2 separate regions of the Mus musculus genome follow, and region 2 is linked to region 1. Evidence: chromatin loops called from intact Hi-C (ENCODE). Cell type or tissue: heart. All regions are shown on one strand. Links, peaks and the distances in the headings refer to the core of each region. The heading gives the core; the rest is flanking DNA.

What was found. Hi-C counts contacts between places; a loop is a spot of excess contacts. Peaks named below come from ENCODE experiments on the same cell type or tissue, not always from the same donor. Only the 100,000 strongest peaks of a DNase experiment are listed, where the experiment ranks them.
Region 2: a loop joins it to region 1, with 4 times the contacts of the local background. A loop is called at or near these places in 9 of 42 quality-filtered maps.

Annotation. Positions count from the first base shown.
Region 1 is chr6:48,743,382-48,751,714 of GRCm38, forward strand. It overlaps Gimap1 (GTPase, IMAP family member 1), which reads left to right. Exons shown (of 3, transcript NM_008376.3): 3 at 1-414. It overlaps Gimap5 (GTPase, IMAP family member 5), which reads left to right and starts at 2,816. Exons shown (of 3, transcript NM_175035.5): 1 at 2,816-3,049; 2 at 7,073-7,121. The coding sequence starts at 7,079. In heart, for the core only: a CTCF peak has its summit at 3,278 (motif pointing right); DNase peaks (open chromatin) are centred at 2,810 and 3,830; H3K4me3 peaks cover 284 bases; H3K27ac peaks cover 1,242 bases; H3K27me3 peaks cover 1,080 bases.
Region 2 is chr6:48,679,415-48,687,747 of GRCm38, forward strand. Gimap4 (GTPase, IMAP family member 4) reads left to right here and starts at 5,164. Exons shown (of 3, transcript NM_174990.4): 1 at 5,164-5,209; 2 at 7,424-7,495. The coding sequence starts at 7,438. In heart, for the core only: a CTCF peak has its summit at 5,611; DNase peaks (open chromatin) are centred at 2,427, 5,097, 5,607 and 7,927; H3K27ac peaks cover 1,881 bases.

The DNA.
Region 1 (8,333 bases), core at 261-8,260:
TTTTTAAAAAAGAAATAGTTAGAATTCTGCTCAGAGCTTTAATGATTCACAGTGCAGTGACTTGGCATCAACTTTGCTAAGGTTCTGTTGTGTGAGGAGCGGGTGTGGCGGCAGTACCAAAGGCACCAGGGACTGCAGCTAAGTCTTATGGCTTGCACCTGACTTCCTCATACACCTGAATATAAGCCACAAACATCATGAGAGCTGCACAGGTGCACCAGGATACTGGTGAATCCATTTTGATGGAGATATGCCCCTGCTGCCCTGATTAGCTGAAGCTGCGTGCCTGGTGAGGTGGCGTGGCCTGCTGTGGGTGGATGGGAACTGAGAGTATATAAGAGTGAGAGGCCCAGGGTTCGGGGGAGATATAAACAAGAAGAAAGATGAAGACTGAATAAACTGCTGTTAGAAGGACTGGTGGTCGTGTCGTTCTTGCTGGTCGAGAGCTGACGCGACACTGTTGTGCTGAGTCTCTGTTTTAACTATATGCATTCAGAGTTTTAAAAATACAAAACGCTTCCTTCAGACATTTCATCATCCCTGTGGTCCATCCTTCCCTTAATATAATGAAATACACCCAGGAGCTTGTAAATGGGGGCAAAAATCACAGCGCAAAGAGAACACACATTTTCTTTTCCTCTTTTTTTTAAAAATAATGTTCTTACTTATTCCTTGAGAATTTCATATATTTTGATCATATTCTCTCATTTTTCCCGAGTCCTCCCAAATCCTTTCCACCTCCCTACTCACAAAACCTCATGAAGGCTGCCCTGAGGTATGCATACACCCAGTGTCACTTCATTGAAGAAAATTGATTTTCCTTCTCCCAGGAGCTATGGTTTGTGACTAGCTCCTGAGTGGAGTGGGACTTTGTGCCCACAGCCTTTGGGGGGATTTGTGTCGCACTTGCTCAGGTGTGGTGAACACGGTCACATCTACTAAAACTCATGTATGCACCTGCCCTGTTGTGTCTGGAAACAGTTTCCCTAAAGTCATCCACCACCTCTGGCTCTTACGGTCCTTCTGCCCTCTTTCCACAGAGATGAGATGAGCCAGCCAGGGATCTCCTTCCAGTGTTCACACCAAAGCACAGGGTCTAAAAATTGACTTCATTAATTAACATCAATAATGAGAGATGAGTCACCGCCTATCTTCAAAAGAACACTTGCCATGACTTTTGGAGGGTTTAATTTGTTCCTCTGTAAAAAAGATATCAAAGGTTCTTTTTAAAAAGAATTGTTTCAAGATGGACTTGATTGCACATGTCTGCTAGGAGGCGTAGGCAAGAGGAGCAGATGTTCCCCTCCCAGGGCCCTTGGTTCAACTCTTAGTACTGGGTGGTTGTGGTCTTCATGGGGTGATGTGAACTCTGGTCTCTGGCAGGTTTCTGAGAGACTCTGAGCTTTTCTGATGAGTTAAGAACCAAAGGTTGAATAAAAATCAAAATGGGGGAAAAAATCTCTTCAATGGGACAGAACCATCACTCGGAATTCTCTTTTCCTTTCTTTCTTAAAAATAATAAAAAAAATAATGATGATGATGATAATAATGAAACCCAAACCTCTTAGGACCTTTTGTTCTCCCTCTTTGCCTTTGCCTTGAGATGTACATCTTTAAAAAAAAAACAAAAAACAAACAAAAAAAAACAAACAAACAAAACAAAACAAAAACAAAAACAAAAAACTGTTTTGAGTTGAAGAGTGGGAGGATCTTGTGCTCACAGCAGCCTCTCTTTGAATTGCAAACATCCAGAACCTCCCTAGCACCCTGGGAATGTAGGGATCTAGCTTCAGCTGAAGCCTGACTGCAGGGCCCTCTCGGTTGCAGACCTTCCTCTTGCCCTAAGGACATAACAAGCTCTAGCAACTAGCAGGCACAGCTGGTCGCTACTGAGTTTAAGATAAAGGACAGAGACACTAATAAAGGATGCTGCTACATCTTCTTGAGGCTAAGGCTTTTTATTAGACTGACTCACACAGTGGCTTAGGCTGGCTTCTAACTCAAGGCAATCCTGCTGCAATCCCCTGACAAACTAGGATAAGAATAAGCCACCATGCTTAACTTCAGTTATGTCTTCTCTTAAAAATACAAGCAGAGGGCTTTATCTACCTAGCTTTAAACTAACTGTCCTTCCCTCCTTTCATCTCTCTTCCTTCCTCCCCCCCCCCCCCCACTTTCTGTGCAGTCTCTTAGAATGTCACCTCCCTAGACCCCTTGAAACCCTAGTGTTCACAACAGAGAGCCAAGTATACTTTCCTGACAATAGAAAGCATCATGGGGGAATTCTCTGAGATGAGAATCACCTTGCATAAGCCAGCACTGTGTATTATGTTCAAGGCTTAAACTTAACAGGTACAAAGGTAAAGAAATACTTCACCCTGCCCATCTGGACATTCCATAGGCGAGAAACTGTACAATGACCACCTATGGCTGTGTCAACAAATAGCAAAGAAGGGGTAGCCAGTACCGGGTCTCCTGTCTGAGCTTAGCTGCTCTTTGAGAGGGGGCAGTCCGGGTTCTCCGGGGCCAGTGCTGCTTTTCTGTCCCTCTTTAGGAGTTCTGAATGCAGAGCCTGTGACATGAGACCCCAGGAGCTTGGGGAAGTGCAGATGCTCAGCTTGGGTGCTGATGGGGAACCTGGGACGCAGCACTTTCCAGCCACACATGGGCTTTCTTGAAAAGGGTGGCTGTCTTCCACTTCTCAGGCTCCGAGAACTGTGCCCTCAACACCCCCTGAAGGGGAAATGAGTAGGGCCGGGAGGCTTTCCACAGGAAGTGGTCATTGACTAAAGCAGTTTCACTGTGTTCTGGCAAATGTTCAAGGCCTTTCCACCTACCCGAGGGGATATAGTCTGCAGGGCAGTGTGTATTCCGTCACCATGGGCTTTCTTTTCCTGCCTTCGGACTCTGGATTCATGGCTCTGCATGTAGCTGTTCTGTGAGAGCACTGCTCAGCAGGCACAGGCCCACCGCATACCTGTAAGGGTAAAGAGGAACCCGCCAGGGCGCTGACAGCCGCTTGGGAGCCAGGGAGCCGCTGTGCACTCGGGTGAGCTTGGTGTGTTGGGTTTCCTGGACAGTGAAAGAGCAGTGAATTGAGGGTCGGCGACAGCATAGAGTGGGACAGAGCCCTGAAATTTCCATGCCATCATCCCTAGGCCCTAGGCTTTCCATCTCACCATCTGCGCCTTTCTGAAACCCTCAGTTAACAAAGGTGATGGTTTTTTGATGGAGGAGTAATTAAAGTCCGAGCCACAGGCTTTCCCAAGCTCCCCCAGCAGGTGGAGCACATTTCTTCATTTTATCCCAGACTCCCCAAAGCCTACTAGGCCAGATAGACCTCATCTGAAGGAGGGCAGGATGAGTTCTTAAGGCTCTACAAGCCAGAGTGAAACCTCTATGTTCCTTCCTATATGGTCTAGCCCTTCCCTGAAAGACAGGTCAGTGAATTCTACCTTAGAATCTTGTCTGAAAACCACCCCATTCTTCATGGCCAGGTATCCCACACCTTCCCTTAACATACCCCAAGAAGCTGTGGTATGTTAACAGTATTATGTTTTAGATGTGTATGAACACCCTCGTTGTCAGCTGAACTTTACAGTAGAGGGTACTATTTCCAGGACTCTTGCCTACTAACCTGCCCTGTGACTCTTAGTACCTGGACATAAAGGAACAGGGGAGGGGCAGATGGGTGGAGCAGATGCGAGTGAAAATGTTTGTTTTGGTTTTAGTTGTGTGAGGAAATACACTGGTGCCACTGGAGACTTGTGGAGATCAGAGGACAGCTTTCTGAAGTCATTTCTACCCTTCTGCTTGGTGGAAACGGCTTCTCTCTTGTTTCTGCCACACCCTGGGCTAGCTGGCCTGACAGCCTCTGGCTGATTCTCCTATCTCCACAGGCTGCCTCACTGTGTATAGTGCTGGGATTACAGAAGCAGGCTCTGGTGCTCAGAGTCAAGTCTCCAAGCTTGTGCATCAGGCGCTTTGCCCTAGGCGTCCTTGTTGCCTGCCGGTACTTAACAAGGAAGACAAGAAAGACTCTCTCAACTTCCTGACTGAACTGTGTCCTCATTGCTTGGTAAAATAAATTGTCCTGATAAGCTGGCTTGGCTGTTTTCAGACGAGAATGAACATTTGGGTTTGTGCTTCTGCCTTCTCCTTGAGTAATGCCTTCCTGCTGACCCTTGTCAGTTGCCACGGCCCACACACTGCCCACACTGGGGAAAGTTAGCAGAACTTTCCCTTTGTAGACGAACTCTACCTCCACTCTGTCTGCCCACAGTTGTGTGCTCTGCAGGTCAACAGTCACATCTCTTCATGTCCATCACACCTCCTCCCCTTCCCTCTGTTTCTAGGCTGTTGACTGACTTCTCCTGTTTGATCTGTGACTCATTTTAATGTCTCTATCTCATTACCCTGCTTCACCTCTGTGCATTTGCATATTTAGTCATATCTGCCAACTAATTTGTTTCTCAGTGGAACATATGTCCCCTGTGGTATGTCTGATTTCTCAGAAAATAATTCAGAAACTTCCCTGCTAATTTTGCTGAGTTTGGTTATGACAGTCACACTGCACACATGCAACTGACACTGAGCACCAAGTTGGGTTCAAATTGAAATCCTTCAAAACAGAACAGATGCCTCCCTTATCTTTGAGTAATTATTTTTCTCCATTGGGTATTTTTGTTTTATAAAAACATGAACCTAGACATAGAAGTACAGTTCTCAGTGTTGGTTTGGGAGAAAATTACAGCAATCAATACCCAAGTATGTGTCCAAAGTATGGGGCCAGCAGCAGCATATGTGGGGTTCCAGGAAGAGAGGATTGTAGATTTATTGCAGATGATCCCTCCCAACTCCCCACTGACTATTAAATCCAAAAGAAGACACAGATGAAAGAAGCCATTTGGGGAAGGTTTAGCTATAAGGCAAATATGTGACTCTGGGGAGGTCATGTAACTTTAATAGAAATGCCAAGGGTCTGTCAATAACAACACAGGGGACACAGGGGAAGATGGTCACACAAGAAGCCTGGGAATGAGGTCTGCACCCAGGACGGTCATGGTGGGGAAATTCAGCTTCATCCCCACTGACACTGTACCTGGCACCTTCAAATCCAGAAAATTAGTAGAAATGATGCTCTATAATTTGAAGAATTTTAATAAAAATCTGTATATAGTTTACAGTAGTCAGAATGGTGTGTGAGAAATAGCCATGAGAGGGCTGTTCTTCTGTGGGAGCAAGGAAAGGAGGGAGAGAAGACCAGGGAAGGGAAGGGAAGGGAGGGGGAGGGGAGGGGAGGGGAGGGAAGGGGGGGGAGGGGAGGGGAGGGGAGGAAAGGGAAGGGAGGGGAAGGGAGGGGAGGGGAGGGGAGGGGAGGGGAGGGGAGGGAAGGGAAGGGAAGGGAAGGGAAGGTAAGGGAAGGGAAGGGAAGGGTGTGAGGAGGTGGACAGGCAGGGAAGGAGAGAGAAGAGGAAGAGAGGAAGAGAGGAAGAAGATGGCCTTAAGATATTCTGACAATGTGAAAATAATTGATAGTTTACTATGAAGAAGTCACCCCCTCAAAAAAGCTGTTTTTTTTTTCCAAAATAAAATTGTGAAAGACAAAATAACAGAAACATCCAAATATAACACACATGCTATGAGGTGTTGTAAATCTAACAACCAGTCCTATGTCCGTAAGGCTGATTAAAACAGAGTGTGCCATCATGGAACAGCTGTGGAGATTTGGGGATTTTTTTTCCCCTGAGATCCTGGGGCGAGCAAGAGCTGACTTACCTCGCTCAGGGTGAAGCCTGGTCATATCCATCTAGCTAACAGAAAATCTGTGCTCTAGGTGAACTGTTCAACAGGAGTGCTGAGGGGTGCCTGGGGGGACTATTTTACAGCATTCTTTGTTGTGAAAAGCAACAATTTCAGAGCAGTTTAGATGTCAATAAAAAAATGAATAACATTGCAAAAATGACATTTATGTAAAGGTTTAACATGAAATTTTCTAAGCATGTATATGCAAATACATATAAAATACTTACAACATGTAAAAGCATCAAAATACTGATTGCTGTGAAGGCCAGAATGAGAGAGCGAGACAGAAGATTTGGGAAAAGACAAAAAACCATGAAGTACATCTGTGATGTTTTAATTTTTAAATCAGATCGTGCAACGACATGGGAACAGCAAATCAATTATGTTCATTGCAAATGGTGGCCATTTGTCTTTATTCTGTTCAGTTTTTTTTTTCCATGCACATGTTTCCAAGTACAACTATGTTTTAAAACTACAAATGTTTAAAAACTAGATGACTAACATGAGCCAGAAGTTCACCCAGGGGCAGTTGGTGTCACAGACTAGCCCTTCCTGTTCCATGTTTCCATTTTATCATACCAGAACCATTGAAACAACATTACAGCCCTGTGCACAGACTATGTATGCCATGCTCAATCCAGTTTCTTGCTGAATGTTCTTAAATACAAAGACTGTGGTCATTGTTAAACCAGGACCTCAGAGCCAGGCAGGGAAGACGCTTTGTCTGACCGCCTGACCTCCTTCCTCTCAGGTCAGTCCTTGGAGAAGTTGCCATACTCCATTCGTTCCTCCCAGGGAAAGTATGCTGGATGGCTTCTTTGCCAATGGTACGTTTTCTGGACATGCATGGTACTTCAAACAAATCAATGGTATTCACAGCAGAGCAGTTATTTTCTCTAGTCGGGCAAGGTCGTCTACACTTGTTAAGTTTTTGTTGTTGTTTGTTAGTTTTTTGTTTGTTTTATTCTGGTCTATTTCTTGCTCATAGAAGAATGCTTCCCACAGTTTGTACTTTCAGCTTGAGGAGGGAGTCAGTTCCTCTGTAGTGAACATTCGCTTTCCTGGGAGTGAGAGAAAACAATAGCAATAGCACATTGTGCCGCCTCACTCCAGCTGTTACTTGCAGATATTTGAAAGTAACACATAGGTCGGAGAGTTAGCAATGGAACTGGCCACCCAAGGAGAGTTACCCTTAGTTATCTGAGTCGAGGTGCCTTACCAGTCCCCAAATGGATCCGACTTTAATTCCTTCCCATTTTTGTTCCAGAAGAGAATGGAACACCTTCAGAAGAGCACATATGGAACTATAGTTCAAGGTAAGAAAACACCAAGGTCCTAAGAGATTGAGAACTGGAGGGAATAACTGTTCCTTGTCTCACTCCAAAACAGGTGCAGAGACTCAGTTAAGATCTAGGGGAATAAAAGGCAACTGGTATTTTTTCCTCATGTTTCCAGTTCTATTATGTCTAAGCTATTGGGGTTTTTTCGTGTATACAGATGCGCACATACTCACATGCATGTGCACACACATGTGCATATACACACACATACTTGCACATACACACTCCTCTGTAACACTGTGGAAGCTTGTCTTTGACACTCATTCAGAGTTAGAAGGGCCTGGAACTTAATTGTGACAGTTTCTTCATCTCCTCTCAGTTGCATACATTGTAAAAAATCATTTAAAATGATTATTTCATTAAAAAGACCCCCCCCCCCCATTGCGTCCCACTTGACCAGCAAGAAAGACGCAACAAACCAGAATCTTCCGCGGCAAGAGCTTTATTGCTTACTTCTCAGGAAGATCCCGAACCGGGAAAATGGCGCTGCTTTTATAACCCGCAGCGTGACATTTCAGCACCTGATATGGCGTGACAGCTCCTGATTCGTTGCTTGCCCATCACCCCACTATTACACCCCGAGAATGGGAGTGACTAGGAGTGAATTCACTCTCGCACCTGCGTACAAGGCTTGTTTACTAGTTAGGCACAGCGGAGGCCCGCGCCATCTTATAATGGCGATTGCTCGCGGCACACACGGCTCTCCTCAGAGATTACTGGCGGCATGCATGCGATTGCTCGCAGCACGTACCGGCTCTCCACCCCCCCCACCCCCCAGGGCTGGCGAGATGGCTCAGTGGGTTAAGAGCACCCGACTGCTCTTCCGAAGGTCCAGAGTTCAAATCCCAGCAACCACATGGTGGCTCACAACCATCCATAATGAGATCTGTCGCCCTCTTCTGGTGCATCTGAAGACAGCTACAGTGTACTTACATATAATAAATAAATAAATAAATCTTTAAAAAAAAAGTGAATGAATATTTAAAAAAAAAAGACCCCCCCCAGAAGACTAAAGGAAACAAAAACAAAACAAACCAACAAAACAACAACAACAACAATAACAAAAAACCCAGCACAGTATAAAAGGAATAAAATGTTTGCTTTCTGTGACAATGAAACTTGAACTGAGGCCCTCCTGCTTGCTGGATGGGCACTCTACCACTGAGCTACACCCCAGCTTTCTACCCA
Region 2 (8,333 bases), core at 179-8,178, 64 kb before region 1:
TCTGCGCTGACCACTTGGTATTGGGTAATCAGTCAGGGGAGCCACCCCTAAGGACATCCTGCAGCTCCTGCTGCTGCACGTGTCTGTGGCTCCTTTTTGGGGCTAAGACCTCCTGAGCTTTCCCCTTCCGTGGTAGCATGTCTATTGCTGTTGAACTTGTAGAGGTCTTGTTTTGGCATCCACATATTGTTGATGCATCATGGGTGAAGTTTTGGGATCATTTCTAGGAGAAAGGATCTCAGTCACTGCAGATTTCCTGGTTCTGAGATGGTCCCCGGGCCTTAGGTGCGGAGTTTTGTTATAGATGCGTCTGCCGAGTGTGGCTGGGCACCCCCGAGCCCCACTTGAGCTTTTTGGATTGTATATGAACATGAGATGGGAAATGTTTGCCCCCTTTAGCACAGTGTCCTCCAGATTCACCCATGTTACTGCAAACGACAGTTTCTGTGGTTAGTTTTTCTCACCTTTGTCTCAGGAGGTGACAGTTTCCTTCAGGGTCACGTTTCCTTGTCCTCTTCACCTCTTGTCTCTCTTATGCTGTCATCTTCCTTCAGATGTCAGTTCTGCCTGGTTACCTTTCATTTCAGAAGAAATTACAGGGGCTGGAGAGATGATGCAGCAGATAAGACTGTGTACTGCTCTTACAGAGGATCCAACTTCTGTTTCCAGCTCCCAGAGGGGCTGCTCACAACTACCTGTTGCTCCAGCTCCAGGGGATCCAATACCTTTGCCTTCCTCTGGTACTTGCACTCACAGCCCACATAGCCATGGCCAGGCAACACACACACACACACACACACACACACACACACACACTTAATTTAAATATAAACTAAGTAAGTCATTAGGAAGGCAGGCTGGAAGCTCTGTAGTAGATCTCCAAGTTCCACTATAGGTGGGTGAGCAGTCTGTGTGGAATGAGCCGTAAGTGCTGGGATGTGCAAGGCTTTTGTGACATCCTAAGGCATTTTCTCTTCTTAAGAGAAGATGAAATGCAGCATTCTGAATTGAGGAGACTATCAGGCCTACCGTTTCCACTAACCCCAAGTTCATCCTGTAGTAAGCCCAGTTCTTCATAGCTGGTACTTCTGAACTTGAAGCACCTATTGTGCTTCAGTCTCAGTCACTACCAATCTCCAGCCTTTCTGGGCGTGTGTTGGATGTTGATAATGCTGAAGATTTCACTTTTATGCCCTCGGAAGACTCTGATCACGTTAGTAGGTGTGCTGACCACAAGACTGCCTGTGGTACTCAACAGGTGCTACACCACAGTGGTGCCTGGAGTTGACTTTACGTAAGCCAGCTTATCTTGACTTTGAAATCTCTCATCTGTTATTAAATGGAAATAAAACATGGCAGAACAAAATGCACAGAATGCTTTTACAATTACACAGACCCATTCATGGTCATACCTGTACCCTCAATGATATTTTAAATAACTACTGCTTCAAAATAACTAATAATAAAAATATATTTGTGTTTTGTTTTTATTAATAACTTTTGCTTGTTGGCAAGTCCATGCATATGATATACTCTGGTCCTTCTTCCCCTCCTTCTTCTTTTCCTTCCCACCCCCTCCACCCCCCTCTTTCCTAAAATCTTTTCCCTAAATTATGACTTTTTCTTTTGCCTTATATATCACAGAATTGAATAGGGCTATTCATGTGATCATGAGTTTGGGGATATACATTAAAGCCTGGCTTTATGTACCACACTAGTAGGTATAGAACTGGACACTACAGTTCCCCCATCCCTGTCCCCATTTCTAGAATCTGTTTAGTTAGGGGGAGCTATGACATTAATAGTTTTTCCAAGCTGTGAGCTTCCTTCAGATTATTTAAAAATTTTTTACATACATGGGTTTGTTGCCTGCATGTCTGTTATGTGCATGGAGCCCACAGAGGCTGGAAGAGGGCGTCAGATCCCCTGGCATTGGAGTTACAAATGGCTGTGAGCCACCACTGAGTGCTGGAACTACAGTCTGGGTTCTTTGGAAGAGCAGCTAGGGCTCTTGATGCCATCTCTCTAGGGAAATTTTGATAATTTTTGTAATAAATTTACTAAGTATTCTATTAGTAATTTAGGCCATTAAAACTCCATTACAATGACTCTAAAAGGTAGTAACAGTATACACACATCACACTTGCTTAAGACTGAACTGTGAGTGACCAGAACTAAGTCTCTCCAGGTGGAAGGCAGAGGAGAGCTCTGCTTTGGACCAATTCCAGTCCTAAGTGACATCCAGGAAGAACTCTGAGTCTAGTTTAGCAGCTGAAATCTCCTGGAGATCTTCACTTCTCAGTCTCTCTATTTCAAGTACCATCTCATGTCAATGGCAGTGTATACAGCCCCTCTATCTTAACCATTCTGCTCTGTGATATGACATGAGATGAGTAAGACAAAGGTGAAGGGGCTAGCACAGGAAATGTCTGTTGGCAGGAAGGAGGTGTCTCAGGGCACATTTAAAAATAGCTGTTTTACTCTCATTAGAAAGGGTTCCGGGAAATGGGCTGACATCAGCTTGAAACTCACCATTTCTGGAGGACTGTTATGAAAAATCATCTCCGGTCTCTTCACACACACACAAAAATTCGACCAAGTTAGACCAGAGATTTCTTTAAGTCTGAGAGTGGAACTCATGGATTGAAAGAAAATGTCAGTTTATGTAGTATAGAGGGAACACGAAAAATGAACAGAAATTGTTGAGAAAGAAACTGTAGGGCTGGAAGGTGTTACTGCTGACCTGTGGAATCTGTTATAAATGTCTTTCTGGACTGGGACTGTATCTGGACATCTGTGCGCCCAGCATCCCAATTACTGAAGGTTTCAAACATGGGACCCTTCAGTGCACAGGGCAGTACATGGAAAGGTGAGAGGAGGCTTAGAAGGCCCATGGTGAAGAATTGAGGTTTGCCAGGACCTCTCTCAGAACCACCTGGTTGCCTGGTGACTCTGTGCCAAGTTACTAAATTTCACAGATGAACGTGGAAATCAAAGTCACTTCATAAATAGATTTTCCTGGTGGGAGGGTTGGTAATCTGACTCACTCCCCCGCCAATCACTCTTATTTTTAGTTGTGTTAGGGATCCAAAATCTAAGCTCTTTCCTGCTGATCTCTGCTTGAGTAACTCCCCAGAGCGGATGGTTCCTTGGGGCTTATAAACTGTGTGGATGTCAAGTATGCGAAAACAGTGTGGAGATATGAGGACATGAGGTTCTTCTAATATGTATATATGTGTGTGTGTGTATATATGTATATGTATGTGTGTGGATGGAGAGATTGAATAGAATTTGAAAGGAGACTGTCCCAAGTTGAAGAGGTAGGCATGAAGCCTGAAGCAAACAGAGAGAGAGAGAGAGAGAGAGAGAGAGAGAGAGAGAGAGAGAGAGAGAGAGAGAGGTGGAGGGGAGTGAGAGGGGAGGGGGAGAGGGAGGGGGAGGGGGCAAGGGGAGGGGGGAGGGGAAGGAGGGAGAGGGAGAGAGAGAGGGGGAGGTCCTGAAAAAAATCAACAAGTGGAAATAAAAGTGAAATTACACAAGAATCAGCCCCAAAGTAGGCAGAATAATAGAGAAGAGGAGAGAAAGAACAGGTTGGACAAGAAGAAATCTGGTAGCAGGACTGTGACTGTGTATTGTTAAAGAATTGTATACAGTCACATAGTGTGTTTGGATTAGTTCCACTCCAGTGTCTGTCCCCTCTGATTCCTTCTCTAGGCCTCTCCTTTCCTTCCCAACTTCTTGTCGTCTCTGTCTCTCTCCCCCATTTAAGAAAAAAAATCTAAACTCCACTTAGTGCTGTCCATATGTGCAGAGATGTGGAATCATCTACCAACAAATGGGTAACCTCTTAGGGGCAGTGCTCCTGAGAAAAAAACTTCACAACTTCTCTCTCTTTCTCTCTCTCTCTCTCTCTCTCTCTCACACACACACACACACACACACACACACACACACACACACACACACACACACAAACACTAGCAGCAATCAATTGCCCACAGCTCTCCTTAGATAGGGCAAGAGTTCATGAGCCCTTCCCCATCAGCACTGAGGTTTTGGTCCATGCAAATTTTTGTGTGAAATGACCTTGTCATATCCAGCAAATAGTGTTTCACTGCAGTGTTCAATGACTCCAGTCTTTTCACCCCTCTTCTGTAATAAGCCCTGACCCCTGAGGAGAGGAGATATGATATAGATGTGCTATTTAAATCCAACTGTATCATGAATTATATGACATGTAAAAATACCTAAATATCCAAATTAAAAGTAGATTCTAGGGGCTGGTGAGATGGCTCAGTGGGTAAGAGCACCCGACTGCTCTTCCGAAGGTCCGGAGTTCAAATCCCAGCAACCACATGGTGGCTCACAACCATCTGTAACGAGATCTGACTCCCTCTTCTGGAGTGTCTGAAGACAGCTACAGTGTACTTACATATAATAAATAAATAAATCTTTAAAAAAAAAAAAGTAGATTCTATTTATATGCTATTAACAAGGAGCTCTCTTCTCTCTCTTTCTCTCTTACTCAATTATTTCTTTCTCTCATTTCTTTCTTTTTTTTTTTAAGCTCAGCTGCCCAGAAGTTAGTGGCTTCTTCTTCTTTTTTATTGATTGATTGATTGATTGATTGATTGATTATATGTAAGTATGCTGTAGCTGTCTTCAGACACTCCAGAAGAGGGAGTCAGATCTCGTTACGGATGGTTGTGAGCCACCATGTGGTTGCTGGGATTTGAACTCCGGTTCTTCGGAAGAGCAGTCGGGTACTCTTACCCACTGAGCCATCTCACCAGCCCCCTTTCTCTCATTTCTTAAACAAACATACAGGAGATTCAATATCACTGCCAGCCAAGTCATTGTCATTCACATTTACAGATTGTTCTGCCAAACAAGAGCTGACTGACCGTTATTTACTATGATGGACCATATTGCAGTCAACTAAAGTCCTGGTGGTGAAAAAACGTGACTATTGATTTATCACATTCCAAGTGCTAAGTAGCTACCAGCAGCCCATGGGTACCACATGAGATGACACAGAACAAGAGGACTGCAGAACGTTCTGCAGTGCAGCTTGCTAGGAAGATGGGTGGGTCCCTTGCACACTCCTATTTCCACAGTTCCTCCCCCTCGCTTCCTCTCTGCTACTCTGTTTTCTTGGTGTTTAGTATTGTTTCGAAATCAGAGAAGGTCAAAGGACCCAGATTTTCAGGTAAGAGAATAGGGATGGATGATGTGGGTGTTGAATTTGGTGAGGAAGGGGCCTCTCTACTAGCTGTGTCTAGTAAACCTCCTGACAGACCTGCTCTTGGGAATTGTATTCATTGGCTTCTGTTTCCAGCCTGATAATTTTAGGCTGTAGTCCGAGTTGAAGGCTGAGTTCTACAAATTCCTGTGTGCTTCAGGGTTCGCTGCTTTGAGGAGGACACTTTTTCTACAGGGAAAGTATTCCTGCACTGGTCAAAAAAAAAAAATTTTTTTTTTAAATGTGACTCTTCCAGGAAGAGAATGACTGAGTTAGCTTGGAGAGAGCAGGCAGGAAGAAGGCAGGGATGCGGAGGATCCCTAACAGGCTCAGCTTGGCACAGCTCCCCCAAGCTGCCATAATGTTGGGATTAGCACTAGCCTTTATCTTTTTCCTGTAAGCTGCTTCCTAGGGAACCTGCCTCTTGGGGAAACTATTTCCCCCCCGAGTTCTTAGAAGAGCTGAGCTCCCTCCAGGTAGGTCTAAGTAGGGAGGTTATGTTTACTGTGGCTACTGTTCTGAAGCCAGTAGTAGACGTTTGGTCATAGGCAGAGCGGGGATGACTTAGTCAATGAAATCTGCACCTACAGAAACACAGGTCCTGGTTTTACAGATGAATTAGAGTCTAAAGAGCTCCTCTGTCACCCTGTGCCCTCTGTCTCCCCCGACCCCGAGAAAGTTTTGAGAAATTTTCTACCATTGATACTGGGCCTCCTTGCTAATCACCAAATCAAGTCTGTGCTAAGAACCAATGCTTTGTGTGAGTTTGTGGTTTCTTTTTAGTTTATGAGAAGCTGTCTTCCACCCACCTGGCCTTCAGGCATAAAAAGCCTCTTTCAAAAGAAGCATCTAGAGTTCTGCTTCACATCTGTATCTGAGGGCTCCCTGTGTGGGGACTCTGTCCTTACCAAGGAGCATTCCAACCTGTCCTGATTGTAGTTGGCTCCAGAGTTTTCAAATGTGTTCATGTGTATTAGGTAGAGGAAACACTCAAATGAGCTGAGTGTTTCTACATAACTGTGTCTTGGTTAACAGGGAAGGATGGCTGGGTGGCACAGGCCACCCCCAAGCAGAGAGAGGTAAAGACCCAAGAAGGTCAATTTGCTTGTTTAGTAAATTGAGACCCGCCCTTTGTCCAGTGCTGTGTCTGTGCCTGGAAAGTTTCCTGTCACAGAGTCAAAGAGGAGACAGTCATATGCTAAAAAATGATTTCGTGTTACAATCATGTCTTCGATGAGGAAATGCTGCTGTGCAGTTACAGCAAAAGCAAGTGATCTCAAAAGTGGAGTCTCAGGTTGGCACTGCTGCAGGAGAGAGCCATTGGAGAGAGCATCTCAGGAAGTAGAGGCAGAGCAGCCCCAGCTGGGGGATGGGCTGGAGCAGTGCCCCCAGAAAGGGAAAATTCTGAGAAAGCATAGGAGATAAAAGTGCTTCAAGGGTCCTGGGAACAGAGGGGAGGTCAGTGACTTCAGCGAAAGATGTCCATGAAGGAACTTCTGGACCATTCTAATAGTTCAAACTATCCTCTAAAGAGAATCAAAAGCTGCTAGGGAATTCAAGCAAGAAAATGAAAATGAAATTTTATTTTGAAAGTGAGATCTGGTGGTAGAGTTGTGAAGGGACCAAGGAAGGGATGATTGGGCTGACAATGAACAGCAATGGGTCTGATCAACATGAAGGTAGAAACAAAGGGACAAATGAGATTTCTGAATGTAGTCATTGGGATTTGGTGATGGGCTCATGCAAGGCAGGAAACCAAGACTAGAGTAGAGCTCAAAGCTCAGCAAGAGCCATGGTCTGTGTGGTGATAGCATTTATGGAGATGCAGAGTCGGGCCTGGGGTGTGGGAGGAGTGTCAAGGGCTCTATCCTGGTCAGCCTTTGTTAGAGATGCCCACGAAAACCACGATGAGAAGCTGAGCCAGAAGTGTGGGCACCATAGTAGTCATTCACTAGCTGAAGGGATGGAGGGAAACAGGGCCAGCCTGAGAAGGAGCTGGTAGGATTTAAGTTTGTGTAAGGAAAAGAATAGCCTGAAAAATGGAATGTTGAAATGACCTTTTGGGGATGGGGCAGGAGAAATAAAAAGGCTGAGTTTATGGCAAAAAGTTCAGTGTTGGATACAGGAAGTGGGGCTCCAAGTGGTTTTCATAACTTGCCGTGGTCGCTTCTTTATCTGCAGGAAGCCGAGCTACAATGGAAGTCCAGTGCGGTGGTGCGGGGTTCATCCCAGAAAGTTCAAGGAGCAGCCATGGTGAGAAGAGCTGGGATGTGGGGTGGAGTGTAACCAAACTGCAGGAGAAGTGGGGAGGCAGACAAGGAGGGGTGCAGTCCCTCCTGCCTTGACCACGAGTCCCTACTGAATGGGAGAAAACCCTGACGCCGCCCTGGTATTTCTTTTCATTTCTCTGCTTTCCCATTCCTCTTGACTCAGCTGCTCTCCCACTGGTCCAGAGCTTGACATAGCCCTCCCTTTCCTCCTCTCCTTCTTTTCCCACTCTTGCTTGTTTTGACATGGGCTTCCACACACACTGTGGCCCTGGTCAGCTTGGAATCTGGGACAGACACCCTGCTCCTGTCTCTCCAGTGCAGAGTGATGGGTATGAGTCACCATGTCTGCCTTCAGCACAACTTCTTACTTCCTCTTTCCTACAGGCAGAAAGGCTGCCATGGCCTCTCTGCTTGTGGCCTTTCTGGTCACATCTCTGTCCTTTCCTGAAGGAGAATCGAGAGAAAGCAATGTGGGGGTCATTGGTCCCTCGTCTGGCTCCTTGCACCCATCACCCCCATTCCAATCAACAAATGAATCAGGGTGCCATTGAGCTTCTGATCCTCTTCCCGCCATGTTCATTAATGTCAGTTGAGATTTTGCTCGTTTATCAAACTACCTTACAACATAGTAGCTTAAAACATCAGCTCTTTCTTTGAACCACACCAGTTAAAACTGGCCTGTGACTCATGCTCCTGCCAGAGTGCCAATACGCTCACAGATGCATCACTCATGTACCTGTGGCAGGGTAGTTGTTCCCCATCAGTCTTGACAGACTCACAGACAGGTGTGTGTACTTCAGGGCTTCTTAAACACTTGCCTC